2 separate regions of the Homo sapiens genome follow, and region 2 is linked to region 1. Evidence: read pairs that join two places in POLR2A ChIA-PET (ENCODE). Cell type or tissue: MCF 10A. All regions are shown on one strand. Each heading gives the region's core, and the rest is flanking DNA. Links, peaks and the distances in the headings are about the cores only. Region 1 has its middle 28 kb from the start of AREG. Region 2 overlaps EREG (epiregulin).

Evidence for each region. Peaks named below come from ENCODE experiments on the same cell type or tissue, not always from the same donor. Only the 100,000 strongest peaks of a DNase experiment are listed, where the experiment ranks them.
Region 2: POLR2A ChIA-PET joins it to region 1 with 5 read pairs; 2 of 35 experiments call an interaction of 5 or more read pairs at or near these places.

Annotation. Positions count from the first base shown.
Region 1 is chr4:74,471,408-74,475,815 of GRCh38, forward strand. No RefSeq gene overlaps it. Among named protein-coding and RNA genes, the nearest start is that of AREG, 28 kb to the left of the region's middle. In MCF 10A, for the core only: no CTCF peak of the experiment used is centred there; a DNase peak (open chromatin) is centred at 1,924.
Region 2 is chr4:74,382,436-74,386,843 of GRCh38, forward strand. EREG (epiregulin) reads left to right here. Exons shown (of 5, transcript NM_001432.3): 4 at 210-359; 5 at 2,292-4,408. The coding sequence ends at 2,373. Among named protein-coding and RNA genes, the nearest start is that of EREG, 19 kb to the left of the region's middle. In MCF 10A, for the core only: no CTCF peak of the experiment used is centred there; no DNase peak of the experiment used is centred there.

The DNA.
Region 1 (4,408 bases), core at 177-4,176:
TGTTCTGGGAGGGCCAGCTGATCAGTTAGATTACCTTTTGACACACAACAAAAGCTCTTTAGGGTAGAACTGCAGGCTCTGGGTAGAGCTTCCCATTTAAAAGCAAAGATTGCCTGTGGCATTGGGGCACACCCAAGTCTTCTGACAACTAGCTACCAAGCTCTAGAGCATGACAAAAATAAGGGGATGGAGAATAGGAAATTTGACAAACATTATGGAACAGGGATGAGGTAGAGGGAGTTGTGAAAAGAAGGGTGGGTGAGAGAGGGAAAGCTGGAAGGAAAGGGATCACTAGGAGGGAAGGATGGGTTCAGAGAAAATTTAACCAAATTTAATGAAACATTAACTATAAACTAATGCTTGTTGCTCACTGTGTGGTGGGGACACTTGAGAGTTTGTTAGGAGCACAGGATCTGAGACCCCAATGCAGATGTAATGAATCTGCATTTGAACACAATCTCCAGGAGAATACTGTTCACATTTTGTTTGAGAACCACTGCTAACACAGCTGTCTGAGAAATGGGCTGTGGAGACTCACAGGAAGAAACTGCTATGGGTTGAATTGAAAAGACCATAAATTTTAAAAAAGTTAAACTTCTAAAATATTGTTTGAAAGTATTCAAATAAAGGTGTTATCTCATACAAAACATATACCCTCCTACTATATCTTGCTATGTTAGGTTAGGCAGAACAATACATTGATTGAAACTTGAAAAATTCTGGAAAACAGAATTAACAAACAGCACACCATGAGGTGACACTGAGTATGTCTTTAGTGAATTGATATAAATAAGCAATAATCAATAAGTAATGATGAAACTGAATTGAGTTGACTGCTAAGGAGCCAATTTAAATCAGATATGAAAACTTTCTTGTTTGTTCACAGCTTAGAATAATAAAGTAAGTTACATTCGTGGAGGATAAACCATATTCCAGGCACTTCTCTATATGTATTATCTTATTTAGTCATTATTATACTATGAGTAGGTGTAATTATTCCCTGTCTACAGATGAGGAGGAAGATTAGGCTGTAGAGGACTTAAGCAATTTAAGCAAGATACCATAGCTAACAATAATGGTAAAGCTGAGCACTGTACCTTGCAATCTAATCCCAGAACATGTGTCTTTAGCAACTACATACTGCCATCCATGAGAAAGGAATCAAAATGCCCAGCCTAGCACCATAGTGGAGGGAAGTTTGGCTCAAAAGAATATACTCCAAGACCATATAGAGTGCAAAATAGCCTTTTTAGCAAAAAACTCACTGGCGATTCAGCTGACACAGAGTATTGTTTCTGTGACTATGTTCTAGGTAGTTTTTTAGAGGTGTAGCCCTTGTATTTATCCACTGGCATTGGCCTTTGGGTTCATGTGTTGAAATGGCCCTCCTCGGCTCCCCCACTATATCTTCATCATTGTTTGCTTCTGGCAATATTGGTTTAGCATCTTCTGAGCAATTGATGGATGGCTGGTTTATTTTTCTTCAAAAGGCCTTGCTGTTGGGATAGCTTAGAGGTCTTATCCCCACTTTCTGTTGCCCAGAATATTCCTGTCTGCAGGTATGTCATCCTACGAGTTATCACCATTGATAGAATCCCAGCACACAAATTTGTCATATGCAACATAATATCATGTCACAAAATGTCATATTCCTTACTTTAAGGAATTCAAGGAATTAAGCATTCTTTTCCAGGCACTACTTTTGACTCTTCTTCCAGCATAGGACCCCATTTAGCTAATATTTTGAATATATCTTCTTAGGGCACTCTACTTGCTAGACTTAGGTTGAGCACTTCCTTTCAAGGGACTAGGTCCTTTGTGAAGTGCGGATAACTTCCTTTCTGAGCACGGGTACATTTCTTTACTCTCAGATCAAGTTGTTCTATTCATAGGCATGTCAGATCTTTCATAATCAGAGCCGTGCTGACTAAGCCATGCTGGAATTCAGTCAGGGAAAAGAGAATCAGCTGAAATGAAGTTGCTCCAAGGGGGTTGGACGAGATGAATATTGACTGCAGGAAGCAGGGTCTGGGAGAAACTTGGCCTCTAGATTCAGGTCTAGTCTCTATATCCCTGTCCATGTCTCTGTTAGGAAATGATGGGTAGGACTGAGAAACTTTGGGACATTTATTGCTCTCAGCAAGCCAAGAACCCAGGGCCATAAGCAAAGACTTGAGCTGAGGCAGGTTAGATGAGGGCATGTTGCCCTGTTTTAACAACCTGTCAACAACTTAAGGGGAATTACAGAACATTTTGTCTGTTTGTTTAAATTTTTTTTCAGAAAAGATGCTATCTTTGAGAGTGCTTGAGCTTTTTCTCCAGGACCTCTTCATTTCTCCACATATTTTTTCTTCAGAGATGGCCTCTCCTTTCCAGGTTACCCCGCTTACCTCAGGCTTGGGCTGTTTTCTCCTCTTGGAGGTCACCACATCACTCTAATTTTCTTCTGTGACAATCTGTCCATACATCTTAGTGTTAGGATGGCATCTCAACCAACATTTCCCTAACAGAACTCATTACCTTTATTCCTCAACCTGCTGTGCTTCTAATTTACATTTATTGCTTAAAACATCTCCCTCTCTCTTCTCCTTTCTTTACTGAATATCTAATAGTACTGAATCTACCTGAATAAAACTTCTTACATTGGTTGGTTTTCTATTTTTCATTCTCTGCTATTACTTAGCTCTAATTAGCACTTGTTTAAACAGTTGCAAAGCCTTTCTTTCATGAATTTCCTGCATTTCAACAGTTCATTACTTTCCTCTCCCATTAATGTTTCATAGAATTGCCTGATTAATATTACTGGAACAAATCACTGGTCATATAATTTTGCTCTTTAAATATCCAATGTCATTATTCTCTTTTATTTCCTAAATGACCACCCATTCCTGCATACTCATTATTCCCTGGAAACATGAAGTGGACACATAATCCTGGGAGTAGCTTCCAATATTACTTCTGAGATGCACCCTTTCTTTTCCTATAGATGAGATCCCCTGTCTATTCCCCTCACTACCACTGCTCAGCAACTTCTACATAGTAGGGAGTTTTTAAGCACATTAAGTTTGTGAGTCAAGGCCAAGTTCCCATCCTCAGCTACCTCCATGTGTTTAGGATGATCTGGCTCCCAGAATCAAAACACTGCTCCTTACTCAGTACTCAAGCATGCCTACAAGTTCCTCTTTTAAAAGACGGTTTTCCAAGACAAGTCTAGTCTATAACAGTAGTACTGGATCGATGTGAGGAATTAACCTCAGCCCATCTATCCAGCAATCTTCTAAGGTGTCTTACCACGATTTCTATTTTAATAAGAGACCCAGAAATATTCTTGGCACCTTTATCCCTCCCCTTCCCTCCAGGAAATGCTGTCATTGAGGTACTGACCAGCCCAGATGTAGTGTTCCCACACTGTCAGGCAATGAATCATGAAAGGAACCAAAAAAGTTTTTCTGCAGTCACACTCCAACTGGAGCCTTGTGCATACATCCAAGCCTATTAGTATCATAGTTAACCATTAATTATATCAATAACATGAAATCGATGAGCTGCCACAGGAGGAAATGCATTCCTAAAGCAGGAGGGTGGGTATAGAAAGTGTGGGTGAGAAGATGGGGAGAGAGAAAAATCCTGTGATCTTTATGGTTTTATATATGTAATTAAGGCTCCTTTAAATCTGGGCAACTTGGCAGCTTAGGTTGATCTCTTTACCTTGCCAACTAAAATGTTCTGTAATTCCCCTTAAGTTGTTGACAGGTTGTTAAAACAGGGCAACATGCCCTCATCTAACCTGCCTCAGCTCAAGTCTTTGCTTATGGCCCTGGGTTCTTGGCTTTGCCAGGAGAAGGTGTGGCTTTGGGAGAGTGCACCAAGTTCACAATCTTGCAGTCATTGTATACAAGGCATCAAGGAGGCTGTGCTCCTGTGCATGAGTACAATAAGCAGGGCCTGGCACTGGTAGGTCAGAGGCATGCCGTCTTTAAACCTGATAAAGTTCATGAGACTGCAAAAAGAATATTAGAGAGGAAAAAAGAAAAAGAGGTCAGAGGCTCTGTGAGCTATGATTTCTCTATTTGGGTGCATTTATATATGCTTGTACAGCAAATGTCACTCTGGACTGGGAGCTGTACAACTCCAGCAGGTTTGGCTGTGGTCCAGTCATCATTTAATTTGAGAATTTGTAGTGATGGCTTAATGAGCTCTGTTGATGAAATGGTAATGGGTTTGCTGCAATAAAATTGGGGTCAATATGACAATCTTTTGAACATAAACATGCCAGCAAAGAAGAGAAAAGGAAGAATTAAAATTGCTTTATTTATTTTCTAAACAAAACTAAACAAGAGCCATATTTCAAATCCCTTTTCGCTGAAATTAAGAACATGTGAACAAAGCCTGCTCTAAAAGCTTACTC
Region 2 (4,408 bases), core at 171-4,170, 89 kb before region 1:
ATTTTAATACTACAATTTAGTCCAAGAGCTACGTGGAGCCCTTTTATCATTACTGGTCTAACTCAATCTTTGAAATCCTCTTTACAATCTTTAGCAAATTTTGTTGATTTCTTGCATTACAGTGTGATGTTAGTCCTTATAAAACTAATTCATAACCATGATTTCCTTTTTAAGTAACTGATCTTTCTTTCTTCCGTATTTTCCTTCAGGTGTGAAGTGGGTTATACTGGTGTCCGATGTGAACACTTCTTTTTAACCGTCCACCAACCTTTAAGCAAAGAATATGTGGCTTTGACCGTGATTCTTATTATTTTGTTTCTTATCACAGTCGTCGGTTCCACATATTATTTCTGCAGATGGTAAGTCAGTGTGGTTTTATACTCTGCTTTTACAAATTACTTTTACATAATGCAGACCTATAAACTGGGTAAAAATATGGATAAAGTATTAGAGAGATAAGATCAAACCTGTACAAATGATATTTACAAGAGTTGAGAAACTATTAAGTATTATGCCCAACACCTGAGTGATGGGATCAGCTGTACCCCTAATCTCAGCATCATACAATATATCCTGTTAAGAAACCTGCATGTGTACCCCCGAATCTGAAATAACTTGAAATTATTTTTTAAAAATATGTTTTTGCTGCAGAACATCTGGATTGAACTTTATTATCAGCTCTGATACTTATTACCTATGTGACCTTACATAAGTCAAATTGAGAGTATCAATTCCCTTCTTTATCAAATATGGACAGAAATTATTATCTTACATTAGTTATAGGGTGGTTGCTTTTAGTATGTAATATGATATTTCATGTGAAAGTAAATCATAGGATAGGTGCTACTGTTATAGTTAACCACCTGAATTTAATTCCTCAAGTCACATTTTTTATTTTATAAAAAACAACCTTGTAAATTAATAACCTTAGAAGCTTGGGTTATCTTACAGTTTAAGGCAGACTGGTGGAACTATTTCTAGACAATTATAAAAAATGGTTGTTAAAAAATAGTTTGTGTCAGTCCCCCAAAACAGTCGTACCTCATCCTCATGTGCATTATTGTCACAAGCTGAAAACAGAAAAATAGAAAGTGAACATTGAAAGTATAGTTTGGCATTTTTTTAAGGGTTAGGAGCAAAGGATGGGAACAGTGTGAATTAATTAATAACAGTTCCCTTTAAAATGTCTCCATGAAACATATTTTGAAACAGTTACAAATTACTCAAGGTGAATTTACGTTTTTATTTTTCTGTGAAAGTAGTGCACTTCCAATTTTGAAGGTCTGAAAGTGTGCTACTTTCATAATATTAAATTTATTTTGTCCACATTTGATTCTAAGTATCCATCAAATAATAATGCCTTCCTAATAAGTTGCCATGACAGAACTAAATATTATTAAAACTGAAATATGCCTGCAAATCTTTGACCACAATCCTTTCCTTTATAGATGGGGCACTGAGGTTTAGAGAGGTTCATTCAAATATCCCAGCTCATATAGTTGACAAATGCCAGAGTGAAGAACAAATTCTTTCTAATTCATATTCTTACAGTAAACATAGACATGATGTGGTTTCCTCAAAGCTACATGTCTTATTTCCAAAATAGGGACAAAATAAACTCAAAAATATTAGGAAAATAGCTTAATGAATAAATGAAAGAAGATTCTAAATTATGATAAATCTATGAATCCTAGCTATGAGACCTTGGACCTTGGGCACATTATATACAACCCATTTGTATTTCACTTTCTTCATCTGTAAGATGAGGATGGTAACAGCAAATGTGAGAGTAAAATAAATAATGCATGTATAGCACTTAGAAAATTGTAGGTCACCAAATTAGTGCCTGATAAATATTATTTTTATTTTGATTAGTGATAGCATTATATCAATGTGATGGAAAGAGTGTATTAATGTAGCATGATTTGTAAATATTCATTCCTTAGAAGGGAGGAAGGAAAAAGAAAGAGAGACAGAAAAAGAAAACCTAAAATTCAGACTTAAATGTGGCCACACGCCTCTTGGAATTTCACAATATTCATGATCACGTTAAAGACTTTGAGAAACTCTTTAAGTGTATTTTATCATTTCATTCCAAAATTGTTTGACTACAGCACATCACCTCTTCATCCCTCTTTTTTTTTTTTTTTTTAACATTGTCCAACCTAAATCTGTTCAACTTTGTCATTTTGGAAACACTATGCTAATGTGCCTTTGGAGTCCATATATAACACACTTGTTCCTTTGCTATTAACTGCAGTGCTAACAGTTTCGTTTGTGAATATTTCCAGGTACAGAAATCGAAAAAGTAAAGAACCAAAGAAGGAATATGAGAGAGTTACCTCAGGGGATCCAGAGTTGCCGCAAGTCTGAATGGCGCCATCAAACTTATGGGCAGGGATAACAGTGTGCCTGGTTAATATTAATATTCCCATTTTATTAATAATATTTATGTTGGGTCAAGTGTTAGGTCAATAACACTGTATTTTAATGTACTTGAAAAATGTTTTTATTTTTGTTTTATTTTTGACAGACTATTTGCTAATGTATAATGTGCAGAAAATATTTAATATCAAAAGAAAATTGATATTTTTATACAAGTAATTTCCTGAGCTAAATGCTTCATTGAAAGCTTCAAAGTTTATATGCCTGGTGCACAGTGCTTAGAAGTAAGCAATTCCCAGGTCATAGCTCAAGAATTGTTAGCAAATGACAGATTTCTGTAAGCCTATATATATAGTCAAATCGATTTAGTAAGTATGTTTTTTATGTTCCTCAAATCAGTGATAATTGGTTTGACTGTACCATGGTTTGATATGTAGTTGGCACCATGGTATCATATATTAAAACAATAATGCAATTAGAATTTGGGAGAAGCAAATATAGGTCCTGTGTTAAACACTACACATTTGAAACAAGCTAACCCTGGGGAGTCTATGGTCTCTTCACTCAGGTCTCAGCTATAATTCTGTTATATGAGGGGCAGTGGACAGTTCCCTATGCCAACTCACGACTCCTACAGGTACTAGTCACTCATCTACCAGATTCTGCCTATGTAAAATGAATTGAAAAACAATTTTCTGTAATCTTTTATTTAAGTAGTGGGCATTTCATAGCTTCACAATGTTCCTTTTTTGTATATTACAACATTTATGTGAGGTAATTATTGCTCAACAGACAATTAGAAAAAAGTCCACACTTGAAGCCTAAATTTGTGCTTTTTAAGAATATTTTTAGACTATTTCTTTTTATAGGGGCTTTGCTGAATTCTAACATTAAATCACAGCCCAAAATTTGATGGACTAATTATTATTTTAAAATATATGAAGACAATAATTCTACATGTTGTCTTAAGATGGAAATACAGTTATTTCATCTTTTATTCAAGGAAGTTTTAACTTTAATACAGCTCAGTAAATGGCTTCTTCTAGAATGTAAAGTTATGTATTTAAAGTTGTATCTTGACACAGGAAATGGGAAAAAACTTAAAAATTAATATGGTGTATTTTTCCAAATGAAAAATCTCAATTGAAAGCTTTTAAAATGTAGAAACTTAAACACACCTTCCTGTGGAGGCTGAGATGAAAACTAGGGCTCATTTTCCTGACATTTGTTTATTTTTTGGAAGAGACAAAGATTTCTTCTGCACTCTGAGCCCATAGGTCTCAGAGAGTTAATAGGAGTATTTTTGGGCTATTGCATAAGGAGCCACTGCTGCCACCACTTTTGGATTTTATGGGAGGCTCCTTCATCGAATGCTAAACCTTTGAGTAGAGTCTCCCTGGATCACATACCAGGTCAGGGAGGATCTGTTCTTCCTCTACGTTTATCCTGGCATGTGCTAGGGTAAACGAAGGCATAATAAGCCATGGCTGACCTCTGGAGCACCAGGTGCCAGGACTTGTCTCCATGTGTATCCATGCATTATATACCCTGGTGCAATCACACGACTGTCATCTAAAGTCCTGGCCCTGGCCCTTACTATTAGGAAAATAAACAGACAAAAACAAGTAAATATATATGGTCATATACATATTGTATATATATTCATATACAAACATGTATGTATACATGACCTTAATGGATCATAGAATTGCAGTCATTTGGTGCTCTGCTAACCATTTATATAAAACTTAAAAACAAGAGAAAAGAAAAATCAATTAGATCTAAACAGTTATTTCTGTTTCCTATTTAATACAGCTGAAGTCAAAATATGTAAGAACACATTTTAAATACTCTACTTACAGTTGGCCCTCTGTGGTTAGTTCCACATCTGTGGATTCAACCAACCAAGGACGGAAAATGCTTAAAAAATAATACAACAACAACAAAAAATACATTATAACAACTATTTACTTTTTTTTTTTTCTTTTTGAGATGGAGTCTCGCTCTGTTGCCCAGGTTGGAG